Linked DNA regions of Homo sapiens: region 1 is linked to region 2. The links are chromatin contacts, found by Hi-C or POLR2A ChIA-PET in ENCODE. All regions are on one chromosome and are shown on one strand. The core of a region is the stretch at or near the end of the contact, and the rest is flanking DNA. Distances in the headings are between cores, read along the strand shown.

Region 1 (7,192 bases), core at 756-3,255, 160 kb after region 2:
TTCACCGCCCTACCCCTGAGTCTCAATGTCTTTTCATTTGTATAATGATGGTGAAAATCATGGTGGCACCCCTTTAGCCCTTAGGGATTCAGCTGTAAGTTTTCAGTTATCCCAATAACTTCGGGAAAGGCATGTTGGTACAGTTCATCCCTACAAGCAGAAGGCTGTCAAAGAGTTGATTCTGGACACAGCATCCAGAGGGTGGTGCAGAGCCATTTTTATCCCAACCCAGCACCTCTTGTTTCACCATGAATGGGAATCCTGGCTATCTTGTCTCTCTGGCCTTCCTCCCTTTCCGCCCCGCCTCCCAAAGCTCGCCTGTCTTTTCCAGTTCCTCTTTCCCCGGGACCGGGGAGCAACACAAAGTGTTGCCTCCAGGGGGGCAGGGCAATTGGGGAGGGTCTGTCCTGAGTCTTTTTTGAGCTTCAGAGGAGGAGACATCAGATTCTACAAAGTGGACTATCTACAAGAAAAATAGTCTTGCGAACATTGTTGGTTTTTTAAAGACATAAATTTGTTATATTACAGTAATAAATCACAGTCTCTGCTGTGCTTACCATATATTCCCTACCAAAGGAAAGGGGCAAGGGAGTGAGAAAGACAGAAGATAAAGAGGAAATAAAATTCCATTAAACTGTAGATATAAATTATCATCAAACACTGTGAGCTATGGAACATTTTGTGACAATTTGAATACAAACATCTGCCAGTTGCCTTCTGAGTTCACTTTTAAGGATCTTTGTGTACACTGGGCCCGCCCAGATCATCCAGGACAATCTCCCTATCTTAAAGTTAGCTGTTTAACATCCTTAATTCCAACCTTAGTTCCAGACTCAAATATAGAGAATGAGAAGACAGAGTCGGCAAGAGTAGGTCTATGCATCGACTAGTTCTCAGAATACTTAATAGCTAACTCCCTATTCTTTTTAATATTGTACTTTCTTGGCCAGGCACGGTGGCTCACGCCTGTAATCCCAGCACTTTGGGAGGTCAAGGCGGGCAGATTGCCTGAGCTCAGGAGTTCACAACCAGCCTGGGCAACATGGTGAAACCCCGTCTCTACTAAAATACAAAAAATTAGCCGGGCGTAGTGGCGGGTGCCTGTAGTCCCAGCTACTTGGGAGGCTGAGGCAGGAGAATTGCTTGAACCTGGGAGGCAGAGGTTGCAGTGAGCTGAGATCACGCCATTGCACTCCAGCCTGGGTGACAGAGCGAGACCCTGTCTACAAACAAACAAACAAAAAAAGTCCAAAATGGGCCTCACTGGACTAAAATCAAGGTGTCAGCAGATCTTCATTCCTTCTGGAGGCTCCGGGGAGAATCCATTTCCTTTTCTTTTCCAGCTTCTAGAGGCCACCTGCATTCCTTGGCTGGTGGCCCCATCCTCCATCTTCAAAGCCAGCAGCAGTGAGTTGGGTCCTTGTCATGCTGGCGTCTCTCTGGTTCTCTCTTCTGCCTCCTTCTTCCTGATTAGCAACTTTTAAGGACCCTTGCAATTACATGGAGCCCACTCACATAATCCAGGACAGTCTCCCTACATTAAAGTCAGCTGATCAGCTACCTCCATCCTCCTTTGCTACATAATATAACATATTCACAGCTTCCAGGATTCAGATGTGAACATCTGTGGCAGGCCATAACCCTCCATGCCACAACTTGCAAATCCCCTCTTCAGGGCTGGAGAAGAAAAGGCCTGGATCACAACAAACCATGTCGAGGTGTCAGGGTCAAGAGTGCTGTGTCTGCTCCTGCCCCCACCAACCCCTCCACACCTATGCGCTGGTCCCGGTACTCAGTCAGCCGCACTACCAACCCACAGCCTCCACTTCATGGCTTTTCCAAGTAGGCCTCTAGCCCCTGAATCCTCAGGCGTCCTAACGATCTGATGTTTCTAAAGGCTTCTTCCATCCCAGACCCCAGATTTAGCTTAGAGCAGGGGAGGAAATAAGGGTCAGCCAACTTCCTATGACCTCCGTGTCCCTCTGCCTCACTTACACATCAGCAACCTCAGCAGAAGTCTCCCGGCCGTTCTCTTCCTCACACCCCTCCTCCCTCAGGGCTGACTCCACAGCCTCAGCCTGAACCAGCACAGGCAAGGGAGGAAACGTCTGGACAGTGTGCCGAAGGAGCTCTAATGATTCAAGTTCTCCAGGCATAGTTCTTGATATGCTAGATTAATTTAGGAATTTCTTCCTCTCACCGCCCTCCCTTCCTCATTCCCGTAAGCCAGTAGTCTGGCTAAGGATTAAATCTAAAATATTTTTTTAACAATTAAAACTGACCAATTGCTTTATTGATCTATTGGCTATCTGCCTTTCACTCGAAGCTCCCAAAACCCATTGCTTCTTTGAGTGCCAAGCCCCCAGGCTAACAAGGTTTATAGGCTATGGAAACACATCTGAAAATATTTCTAAAGTACACTCTGATTTCTCTAATATAGAAATATGTATCAACTGAGAAGTAAAAAAATGGAGGGTTACACTAGAGTCCAGGACAATCTGAAACCAATCTGAAAAGTGGTTAAAGCAGCTTCTAGCAAAGCCCCGAACCGGAAGGGAAATTTCTCTACCTGTGGTACGTTACTCACTTCTCACAATAAGCCACAGACATTGGGCAGGTCAGGAGGGAGTGTTTTTAGTCACAGGCTGTGAGAACATTTCATGAGAAGGTATTAGAAGCTATTAGGCTTCTTGTTGCTACTCTTCTTGACACTTACAAATCATGTAAAACCCCCCATCATAACCCATTGCCATCATTTAGTTTCTGAATGCATTTGGCTGAATGTGCTGTGTACTTGAATTTAAAAGCAAGGGAGCTTTTCCTTTGAGATACTGTGAGGCAGCAGGGTTTGGTCTATGATTAAAAATCCAATTCAAAGCCCCATCATTCAGGGGCCAAATGATCTTGTTACATAAAAGGGCTTTTAACAGAATTGTGCACATCTTAATTATGGGAGGACTGGGATAGGGTTTGGTACCAACCTCCACTTAAAGGGCACGATAAAGAAGGAGCCCTGGAGCAGTGAGGGCCAGAACCTGTAGACGTGGCGGGGTCGGTGGGGAAGAACAGAAGGACGCATATCCTCTTCCTTGAGAGGAGCCTTTTGTGGCAGGCCACAGCCCAAGCCATAGGAGGCAGGAGAAACTGGGCACACTGTTCAATTTTATTTTTAAGGAAAAAGGAAAGGAGATTTCAAAGATTCAACAGCACTAATGGGTCAGTTTCTTCAAGCTGGGTTGATAAGATGTGCCTGGGGTCTTGCCAGGGAGAGGTCCCTGGGCAGTGCCCACAATTCATCCTCCCACGAGTTTGTTCTGTCTGTTGTATTTTGTTTGTTTGTTTGTTTGTTTTTAAGACAGAGTCTTGCTCTGTTGCCCAGGCTGGAGGGCAATGGCGCAATCTCAGCTCACTGCAACCTTGACCTCCCAGGCTCAGGTCATCCTCTCACCTCAGCCTTCCAAGTAGCTGGGACTGCAGGTGTCGCCACTACACCCGGCTGATTTTTTGTATTTTTGTGGAGACAGAGTTGCGCTGTGTTGCACATGCTGGTCTTGAGCTCCTGGGCTCAAGCGATTTGCCCACCTCGGCCTTCCAAAGTGCTAAGATTACAGGCACGAGCCACTGCCACAGCCTTTCTGTTGTCTTTCTAGTACAGTGTGGAATGTGTCACACAGGATTATTTAAAAGTCTGCCAAACCGGCCAGGCTTAGTGGTTCACGCCTATAATCCCAGCACTTCAGGAGGCTGAGGTGGGCTCATCACCTGAGGTCAGGAGTTCGAGACCAGCCTGGCCAACAGAAATACGAAACCCCATTTCTACTAAAAATACAAAAATTAGCCAGGCGTGATGACGGGTGCCTGTAATCCCAGCTACTTAGGAGGCTGAGGCAGGAGAATCGCTTGAACCTGGGAGGCACAGGTTGCAATGGGCCGAGATTGCACTGCTGCTCTCCAGCCTGGGCAACAGAGCAAGACTCTCTCTCTCTCAAAAAAGTCTGCCAAACAATGTTGGTAGTAGTGATGCTCAGTAACATACTGATAAGTGAAAAAAAAAAGCAGTTAACAATACAGTATATATTATATCATTCTAATTTTGTTAAAAGCATTATGCAGATATGCTTTACATATGTGAGTATGATGCTAGAAGAAAATGCACAAAAATCTTAGAGTGTAATACTCATGTGTGATTTTAAAATGTTTCCTTTTTTTGTATTTCTCAATTTTCTACAATCGATATGTGTTGCTTTTATTATCCTAAAAACAAAGATTAATTAAAGCAAAACGTCAGGTCAGCCTCTTGCTAGGGAGAACAAAGTTTAAATTCCCTCTTCTCCTCCTCCTTTGGCAGATGATTCCGTCTTCTAATGAATTGAAACCAAACTCTGCAGAAGAGAAGTGAGGGGATAAGAATTTCTGGGTGAACTTCTCTACACACGGGTAACCAAAGGGTTAGTGGGGCTGCAGAGGTTGGCAGGTCCCGTGGGTAGGGATGGGGCGGGTCCCATGTTGCTGAGAAACCTGCTCTTCTCTTTGGGGGCTGCAAGGCACTCATCCAGGGCCCTCTGCTGGATACAGAGGTTGTCCTCACAACCTCTGGGTCTGGGTGACCAGGGAGATTTGAAAACAGGGCAGGTGGCCAAGATCCTGGGCAGGACTAGTTGAGTCTTTGAGGTGTCAGGTGGGAAGCAGAGAGAGTGAAGTCACAGGCTGTGTTTTCTCAGCACAGCCAGTTCCATTTGGCAGGCAGGTGTGGAGGACAGAATGTCCACAGTTCCTGAGAGCACAGCAAGCCAGCTGGGCGCGGGCAGCTTCCACAGCCATCTCCCAAGGACAACATCCTGCCCAAAGGCAGGCTTTCAGAGAGGTCCCCGCCCCTGACTCCAGGTATTATGGTGTAACAGAAGGAGCTCGGCCTAAGTCAAATGAGTTACCTTCTAGCTGTGTGACCGTGAGCAATGGCTGAACTTCCTGAACCTGTACTCTTATCTGTAAAAATGGGAATAATATAGTAACAATCCCACTGAGTTGTTGGGAGTTTTAATGAGAATGTGTATATTAAACACACTCTGTAATTGTGCCATAGTAAACAAAGCCTTGTTATTCTCATAAGGAGACAGGAGCCTAACCTTCTGCGCCCCTATTCTCCATCAAGGCAGGACCTGATTAGGCAAAGGTCACAGTCGTGAGCCATCTGAACAAAGAAGCCCCTGTCCACTTTTGCCATCTCCTCTGCCACCCTCTCCTACACATGCCAGCTTCCAGCAGAGCATGCACTCATGGTCTGCTCCCATGAGAATGATGGGCACTAAACGTTGTGGAAGGGGTTAAATTAGAAGTTTTCTGCTGGGTAAAGTGGCTCACGTCTGTAATCCCAACACTTTGGGAGGCCAAGGCAGGAGGATCACTTGAGGCCAGTAGTTTGAGACCAGCCTGGGCAACATAGAGAGACCCCATCTCTACAAAAATTAAAAATACAAAAATTAGTCATGTGTCTGTAGTCTCAGCTGAGAGTCTGAGATGGGAAGATCACCTGAGCCCAGGCGTTTGAGACCAGCCTGGGCAACATAGGGAGACCCCCATCTCTACAAAAAATTTAAAACTTAGCTGGGCATAGTGGCACACACCTGTAGTCCCAGCTGTTTGGTAGGCTGAGGTAGGAGGATCACTTGAGCCCAGGGAGCTGAGGCTGCAGTGAGCTATGATCAAACCACTGCACTCCAGCCTGGGCAACAGAGCAAGACCCCAACTTGAAAAAAAATTAGAAGTTTCCACTGAAACACTGAGACAACAGACAGTAGACACTACATTAAGTTGTGAAGCAAACCAGCCTGGAGCCCTAGCAAAGGTGGGGATTGCCAAGAACAGTCCAGAAACTCAGATCCTCCTACTGTGGAGGGTATGAGGGGACTCTAGGAAGAGGGATTTGGGAGGACAACTTTTGAAGAATCCCTTGTTTGCTGAGTCCCACTCTCCCTAAAGAGAAAGGACAGAGGTTGGGTCCCCGTCTACCTCAATGCAAGAAAGCAGAGCTTTAAGGAGACCACCTGGAGATTGATGTGAATCCCTTCCAGTTTGGGGACAGGAACAGGGAAGGCTGGTGTCTGTCTCCAGGTGAGAAGTCTGAAGAGCACAGGGAAGCCTGGATAGGTGCTCCCAAGCAAGGGAGAGCTGCTGCATTGGGAAGGCACTGCCCTCCCAGGATCTACTGGGGCAAAATGTGTCTAGAAGTTCCCAGGGCCCCACTCTGGGTAGGGCAGGAGGAGGCTGTGTGGGGCTTCAAGCTGCTGTCCGCCCGAGAGCTAGAGGCAGACTGCTGGGACACGAGGGGCTGGGAAGGTCAGACTAGAGCTGCTTCCGAATTCCTGGGGATAAATGGAGGGGGTGGGAGGAAGGCTCCCAAGAACCCACAAAAGCTCCCAGGAGAAAACAAGTCAGCTCTGAGCCCCTGGCAGCACGGAGAGGACGAAGCCAGTTATGACCATGTCTGAGGCGGAAGAGCTTCCCGTCGCCCTCATCTCCCTCCCCACACCCCAACCCAGGGCAGCTCAATCGCTACTAGACCGTGAGGAAGCGAGCATGGAAGGAGGTGAGCAAGGAAGAGAAAGGAGGCGACCCCATGCAGATTGTTGACCATGGCCAGACCGCTGGACAGAGCAGAGGACTGCAGTGGTGACCAGTACATGAGCATGGAGATCTGATTTCTGAAAGTGAAAATGACTAAACAACATTGTATTTCCTTAGTGAATGCTTACCATTTGATGTTTCCTCGGCATCCATTTTAAATCTAGGTTTAACTTTCTTGTACCAGAAGCAGGGCTTAATCACCCTTGACACAGTTTCCAGCTCTCTGCCTCCTCCCAGGTCTTCAGTGTGGTCAATCCAGTTATCTCCTTTCTCCCTTCGGCTCCCAGGGGCCACCTCCCTCCGGGACAGCTGGACACAGCCTGCTTGACTCTCCCACTGACCCCCGCATCCTGCACGGACTGGGAAGATTTGCTGCAGTGACTCCACAGAGCTCGTGGTCACTTGCTGTACACCAGGCAATTAGAACTCCCTGTGGAAAACCTGCTTGGGTAATACCCTGAACCGCAATAAAAGCTTCAGCCACCCGGGCGCGGTGGCTCACGCCTGTAACCCCAGCACTTTAGGAGGCCGAGGCAGGCGGATCACGAGGTCAGGAGATCCAGACCAT
Region 2 (6,529 bases), core at 3,143-5,642:
TTCCTTTTTCTTTTCTTTTTTTTTTTTTTTTTTTGAGGCAGTATCTCACTCTGTTGTCCAGGCTGGAGTGCAATGGCACAATCTCAGCTCACTGCAACCTCTGCCTCCCATTCAAGTGATTCTCCTGCCTCAGCCTCCCAAGTAGCTGGAACTACAGGCACACGCCACCATACCCAGCTAATTTTTTTATTTTTAGTAGAAATGGAGTTTCACCATGTTGGCCAGGCTGGTCTTGAACTCCTGACCTCAGGTGATCCACCCGCCTTGGCCTCCCAAAGTGCTGGGATTATAGGCTGAGTCACCACGTCCCGCCTGCTAATCTCCTTTTTCTGTTCCAGCACCCACATTGTAACTAGCTGGCATGTCTCCTTAGTCTCTTTTAGTCTGTTACAGTTTCTTGGTCTTTCCTTGTATTTTGTGACCTTGACAGTTTTGAAGACTACAAATCAGGGATGTTGGAGAATGTCCCTCAATTTGGGTTTGTTTGATATATTCTCCTGATTAGTTTGGGGCTATAGACTTGGGGGAAGAATACCACAGGTGGGGTCTCTTGTCAGGGGATTGTACCAGGGGATACATAATATCAGTATGTCTTATTACCAGTGATGTTAACAGTGATTATTTGATTAAGGTGACATCTGCCGGGTTTCCCTAACATCCTGTTTCTTCTTAAACTCTCACCCACCTGTTTAACATTCATAAGTGGTTCTTGTCTGTTGCAATGATTACCGTGGTGTTCTAATAGTTTTAATGATTTCCTTTTTTTTTTTTTTTTTTTTTTTGAGGCAGAGTCTCGCTCTGTCGCCCAGGCTGGATGGAGTGCAGTGGCGCAATCTCGGCTCACTGCAAGCTCCGCCTCCCGGGTTCACGCCATTCTCCCGCCTCAGCCTCCTGAGTAGCTGGGACTACAGGCGCCCACACCACGTCCGGCTAATTTTTTGTATTTTTAGTAGAGACGGGTTTCACCGTGTTAGCGAGGATAGTCTCCATCTCCTGACCTCGTGATCCGCCTGCCTCGACCTCCCAAAGTGCTGGGATTACAGGCGTGAGCTACTGCGCCCAGCCTCCTTTGTTTCTTCTACATTGAGTAATTTGAATTCTGGAAGGAACAATTGTCCTTCTCTTCCATTTATTCATTTACATCACTATAGACTCATGGATATTGTTGCTCAAATTGTTCCAGCTTTGGTTAGTCCAAGTTCTTTTAGGTTTCAACAAGCCCTCATCCTGTTTTTTTTGAGCTTCCTTATTTTTATTGTACCACAAGATGCTTCAGGCTTATTTTGTATTTTTCCTGTCCTGGAATCAACCACTTTTTTAAGGAGCCCTATTTCCTTTTATTGGAGAATGGTATTTAGAAACCAAGATCTGGGTGGGAGGTGACTCATTAGTACTGGAGTGTCACCATTTCTAGGTCCTTTCAGGGAACAGAGCTAGGAAATATTGTTTGTATACTAACCCAGGCAGACATGCACATCTGTATTTACTTCTGTATATCTCTACCTCAGTAGATCCTAACCTGGAGCAATTTTGCCCACCCCCAGGGGATATTTGGCAATCTATGGAGACATTTTGGGGCATCACAACTCAAAGGGAAGATATTACTAGTATCTACTGTGTAGAGGCCAGGGATGCTGTTAACCATCCTACAATGCAGAGGAGGGGTCCCACCAGCAAAGAAGAATCCAGCCCAAATGTCCATAGTGCCAAAGTTGAAAAGCCCTGATCTATCTGTATATTTATTAAAAACACACAAAACACATATGAATTCATACTGATAACTCGCACTCAACCCAGCTGAACAGGGTGCTTTATTCTAGCATTCTTCCTTTGCTTTTTTGTAACTTCTTTCTCCAGTAAGAAACCTGGCTAACAATATCTACAATACAGTTCCTTATTTGTTCAACTCTAGTATACAGATCGTTTCAAAATTGCTGCTTCATACTCTGTGAGAGACAAATTTACTTACTAGAATATAGTGTTTGTGTCCAGTTCTTTTTTGTCTTTAGCCTTACAGTATCCACTCAAAACACTGTTTTGAGGCCAGGCACAGTGGCTCACGCCTGTAATCCCAGCACTTTGGGAGGCCAAGGCAGGCAGATTACCTGAGGTCAGGAGTTCAAGACTAGCCTGGCCAACATGGTGAAACCCTGTCTCTACTAAAAATACAAAAAATTAGCCAGGCATGGTGTTGAGCACCTGTAATCCCAGCTATTTGGGAGGGTGAGGCAGGAGAATCGCTTGAACCTGGGATGCAGTGGTTGCAGTGAGCCAAGATCACACCACTGCACTCCAGCTTGGGAGACAGAGTGAGGCTCTGTCTCAAAAAAACAAAACAAAACCAAAAAAACCTGCTGTTTTCCAGAGTTCCTCAGGTTGGCTCCTTTCTTCTCCCACTCCCTTCAGCATGGTGTGTCATTCGTCTGTGATACCACTGGATTCATTTGCCACAGCATGCATTCCATCTTAGGCCTCCGACAACCTGGTTTATATATTTTTTTAATTTCCATAGAGTAAAATTCATTATTTGGCCTGTATCGTTCTATGGATTTTTGACAAATGCATTAAGTTGTATATCCACCATCATAGTAACATACAGGAGAGTTCCATCACCCCCAAAATTCCTTTATGTCCTTTGTAGTCAATTTCTCTCCTCACCCCCCAGCAACTGTCCTTATAGTTTTTGCATTTTTGATAATGTAATATAAATGGAATCATACAATATGTAGCCCTTTGGTTCTGGATTCATCTATGTTGTTGTATAGATCAATCGTTTATTCTTTTTTGTTGCTGAGCAGTATTTCATTGCATAGATATGGTTTATCCATTCACCAGTTGAAGGACATCTAGGCTGTTTCCAGTTTAGGTTGATTATGAGTTAAGCTAATATAAACATCCATGTATAGGTTTTGTGAAAACATAAGTTTCCAGTTCACATGGTATATACCTTGGAGTGGGGTTGCTGTGTTGTATGGTAGGCATACTGTTTTCCAAAATGACTGGACCATTTTGAATCCCCACCAACGAGGTATGAGGTATCATCCTTGGTATTTTCAGTTTGTTCTTCTTTCTTAAGCCATTGTAAAAGGTGTGTCATGATACCTCCTCATGATTTTAATGTGTATGTCCCTAATGACCAATGATGCTGAGCATCCATTTATATGCTTTTTTTTCCACCTGAATGTCTTCTTTGGTGAAGTGTCTCTTCAAATCTTTTGTCTGTCCTCTTGCTCATTAGTTTTTAAGCCTTGTCCCCATTTTATAGACATAAAACTCTCACACTCACCCTTTTCTGAAATTCCCTCCTTTAGGAGCTCCCCTAACTCTACTCCCTCCCACCTCCCACCATTACAGTCACAGGTTCTTCTGGATATCCTCACCAGTTAACATGGCCTGTTGAGTTTTACCTTTTGTAGTTTGTATTATGCAAGCTTTTTTCTAAGTATAAAATTATACCCTTTTAGATGCTGAGTTAAAAAAAATACAACAAATGAGGCTGGGCACGGTGGCTCATGCCTGTAATCCCAGCACACTTGGGAGGCCAAGGTGGGCAGATCACGAGGTCAAGAGATCGAGACCATTCTGGCCAACATGGTGAAACCCCATCTCTACTAAAAATATAAAAATTAACTGGGCGTGGTGGTGCGTGCCTGTAATCCTAGCTACTCGGCAGAAGACTCGCTTGAACCAGGGAGTCAGAGGTTGCAGTGAGCCCAGATCACGCCACTGCACTCCAGCCTGGCAACAGAGCAAGACTCTGTCTCAAAAAAAAGAAAGAGAGAAAAAGAAACAAATGAAAAAAATAAATAAAAATAAAAATAAAATTACACCTTTATATTGATCTACTTTGCCAAACCACCACTCCAAGACTCTGATATGACTCCCTAGGGAACATGGCTTCCATATCTAGCCTCCTAGTGACATGGTACATTAGTATTGCCAAGAGAGTTATAGAAACTGGACATTCTTGAGGCGGGGCATGGTGGCCCACGCCTGTAATCCCAGCACTTTGGGGGAGCGAGGCAGGCAGATCACGAGGTCAGGAGTTCAAGACCAGCCTGGCCAACATGGTGAAACTCCTTCTCTACTAAAAATACAAAAATTAGCTAGGTGTGGTGGCGGGCGTCTGTAATCCCAGTTACTCGGGAGGCTGAGGCAGGAGAATCACTTGAACCTGGGAGGCAGAGGTTGCAGTGAGCCGAGATCCCACCACTGTAGATCCCACCACTGTGCTCCAGCCTAGGCGACAGAGTGAGACTACATCCAGAAAAAAAAAAGAAACTGAACATTCTCTTTGGCAGAGTGAGGCATCCTAGAGGGGCTCAGTGTTGAGTCCTGGGAGCACTGCAGTGCAGATGTCATAGGCTGGGGAGAATTGAAGTGAAAGTGTCTCAGGTTTCAGGTTGATGTGGAGGTGGTGCTGTCTATGTGAGTATGTTGGGGATGGAGGAAATGATTCATTTCCACAGGACTCCTGACTCATGGAAGTATTTGGGCCAAACTCACTTTCTAGAGTTAAATTTCATGAATTAGAATTAAAATATAATAGCCACAAGGGCTGGGAAGGATGGAAACTTCGTATTTATTAATTCATGTAATCCTCACAGCAACTCTATGAGGTCATTCACCTGCATTTGATAGAGGAGTAAACGAAACCCCTGGGAGTTAGAGGGCTGATAAATTGCAGGGCCTGGACAACATTCCTACAGCTGACCCCAGAACTCTCATTCTTTCCACAGCATTATTTTACTACATCTTGGGTTTAATTCACATACTGTGTAATATTAGAAAAAAAATTTTAAGAAGGTGGGAGTTTGGAGATCAAAGAGCCCCTGAGAGGTGGGAGCTGGCTGTGGTTGGGACTCTAGCAAGCCAGAACTTATATCTGGCTCTCACTCTTTTGCTTTGTGAATTTGGAGAAATAATAATAATTTTTTTTTTTTTTGAGATAGGGTCTTGCTCGGTTGCCTAGGCTAGAGTGCAGTGGCATGATCACAGCTCACTGCAGCCTCTGACCTCCCAGGCTCAAGTGATCCTCCTACCTCCACCTCCCAACTAGCTTGGACTACAGGCACATACCATCATGCCCAGCTAATTTTTAAGTTTTTTGTAGAGACGGGGTCTCCCTATGTTGCCCAGGCTGGTCTTGAACTCCTGGGCTCAAGCAATCCTCCCACCTTGGTCTCCCAAAGTGCTGGGATCACAGATGTGAGCCACTGCACCCAGCCAGTTGAATATTCTTTTGCTTTAGTTTGCTTCTCTTTCGCAGTGGTCTCTGTACTGTTTTGATTGCACATGCCACCAGTAATAAAAAAGTTTGAGAACACTAGTTCATGAAATGTTTATCTCTTTATAAAGTTATGTACATATAAAGCCATTTTAACATATTATGTATGTTAAAAATATTTACAAAAATAGAACTTTCAAAAGGATAAGATAAAAATAAAATAGCCATAACTCTGCCCTCACTAATATTTTTAGTTGAGACCATGTGACTGAACTAGATTGTCCTTATTTTTACCTCATGTGACAAATAAAGGCGGTGTCTGCTGTGCCATATTCTTGTGGTTTTACTTATGCTGGCTAAGTAAGAACTTTGTTCTTAGCTTTACTCTCTGATTCCATTAGAAAAAAATATTTTCATGTCACTGACCTATTTTTTCAAGTTTAGCTTTATTAAAACTAAATTATGAAAGCTATAAATCTATGTAACCTGCCATACACAAATGCACTGTGTCCCAATACACTAAAAACAATCAAATTAGAGTGATGCTATTATTCCAGCCAAATCATGGGATGCCCTCAGGCTTCTTTCTCCATCATCCAGAACACTCAACCTTCTGACATGTGGGCTGAGAGAGGAGACCAGTGCCAATCCATTGATTAACTATTAGTAAAGCTTAACTTCTGTCGTATTTATTTCATTTATTTATTTATTTTTTTGAGACAGAGTTTTGCTTTTTGGCCCAGGCTGGAGTGCAATGGCATGATCTCGGCTCACTGCAACCCCTGCTTCCCGGGTTCAAGCAATTCTCCTGCCTCAGCCTCCCAAGTAGCTGAGATTACAGGTGCCTGCCACCACGCCCAGCTAATTTTTTGTATTTTTAGTAGACATGGGTTTCACCATGTTGCCCAGGCTGGTCTCGAACTCCCAACCTCAGGTGATCACCCACCTTGGCTTCCCAAAGTGCTCATGCACACAGGCATGAGCCACTGTGCCTGGCCAACTTCTGTCATATTTTAAATCAAAATAAATCTAAGTTTAAATGTTTTCTTACTGTGCTCCAAAAGATTGTCTTGCGTATCCACTAGGTACAGACACTTTATTTTAGAGACAGTTGACCCTTGAACAACATGGGTGTGAACTTTGTGAGTCTACTTATACCCAGATTTTCTTTCACCTCTGCCATCCCTGAGACAGCAAGACTAATCCCTCTTCTTCCTCCTCCTCTACCTCCTTAATGTGAAGACGATGAGGATGAAGACCTTTATGATGATCCACTACCACTTAATGAAGAGTAAATAGGCT

The links. Hi-C counts contacts between places; a loop is a spot of excess contacts on that map. ChIA-PET counts read pairs that join two places held with the same protein, here RNA polymerase II (POLR2A). Pooled maps may share reads with other maps.
Region 1: a loop to region 2 is called in a map of Caco-2, with 1.9 times the contacts of the local background. The contact joins two enhancer-like sites. A Hi-C loop is called at or near these places in 4 of 168 maps with a recorded cell type or tissue (Caco-2, IMR-90, endothelial cell of umbilical vein and 1 more) and 7 of 50 pooled maps. POLR2A ChIA-PET finds 5 or more read pairs at or near these places in 1 of 52 experiments (common myeloid progenitor, CD34-positive).

What each region holds. Positions count from the first base shown.
Region 1 is chr13:44,865,971-44,873,162 of GRCh38, forward strand. The region is part of intron 3 of LOC105370187 (a long non-coding RNA gene); the gene reads right to left. Among named protein-coding and RNA genes, the nearest start is that of TRE-TTC2-1, 48 kb to the right of the region's middle. Within about 2 kb of position 2,006, at least 4 of the 41 ENCODE cell types and tissues checked have a DNase peak (open chromatin) inside an H3K27ac peak, as active enhancers do.
Region 2 is chr13:44,706,364-44,712,892 of GRCh38, forward strand. All of the region lies in intron 2 of LOC105370185 (a long non-coding RNA gene), which reads right to left. Among named protein-coding and RNA genes, the nearest start is that of LINC00407, 69 kb to the left of the region's middle. Within about 2 kb of position 4,393, at least 7 of the 41 ENCODE cell types and tissues checked have a DNase peak (open chromatin) inside an H3K27ac peak, as active enhancers do.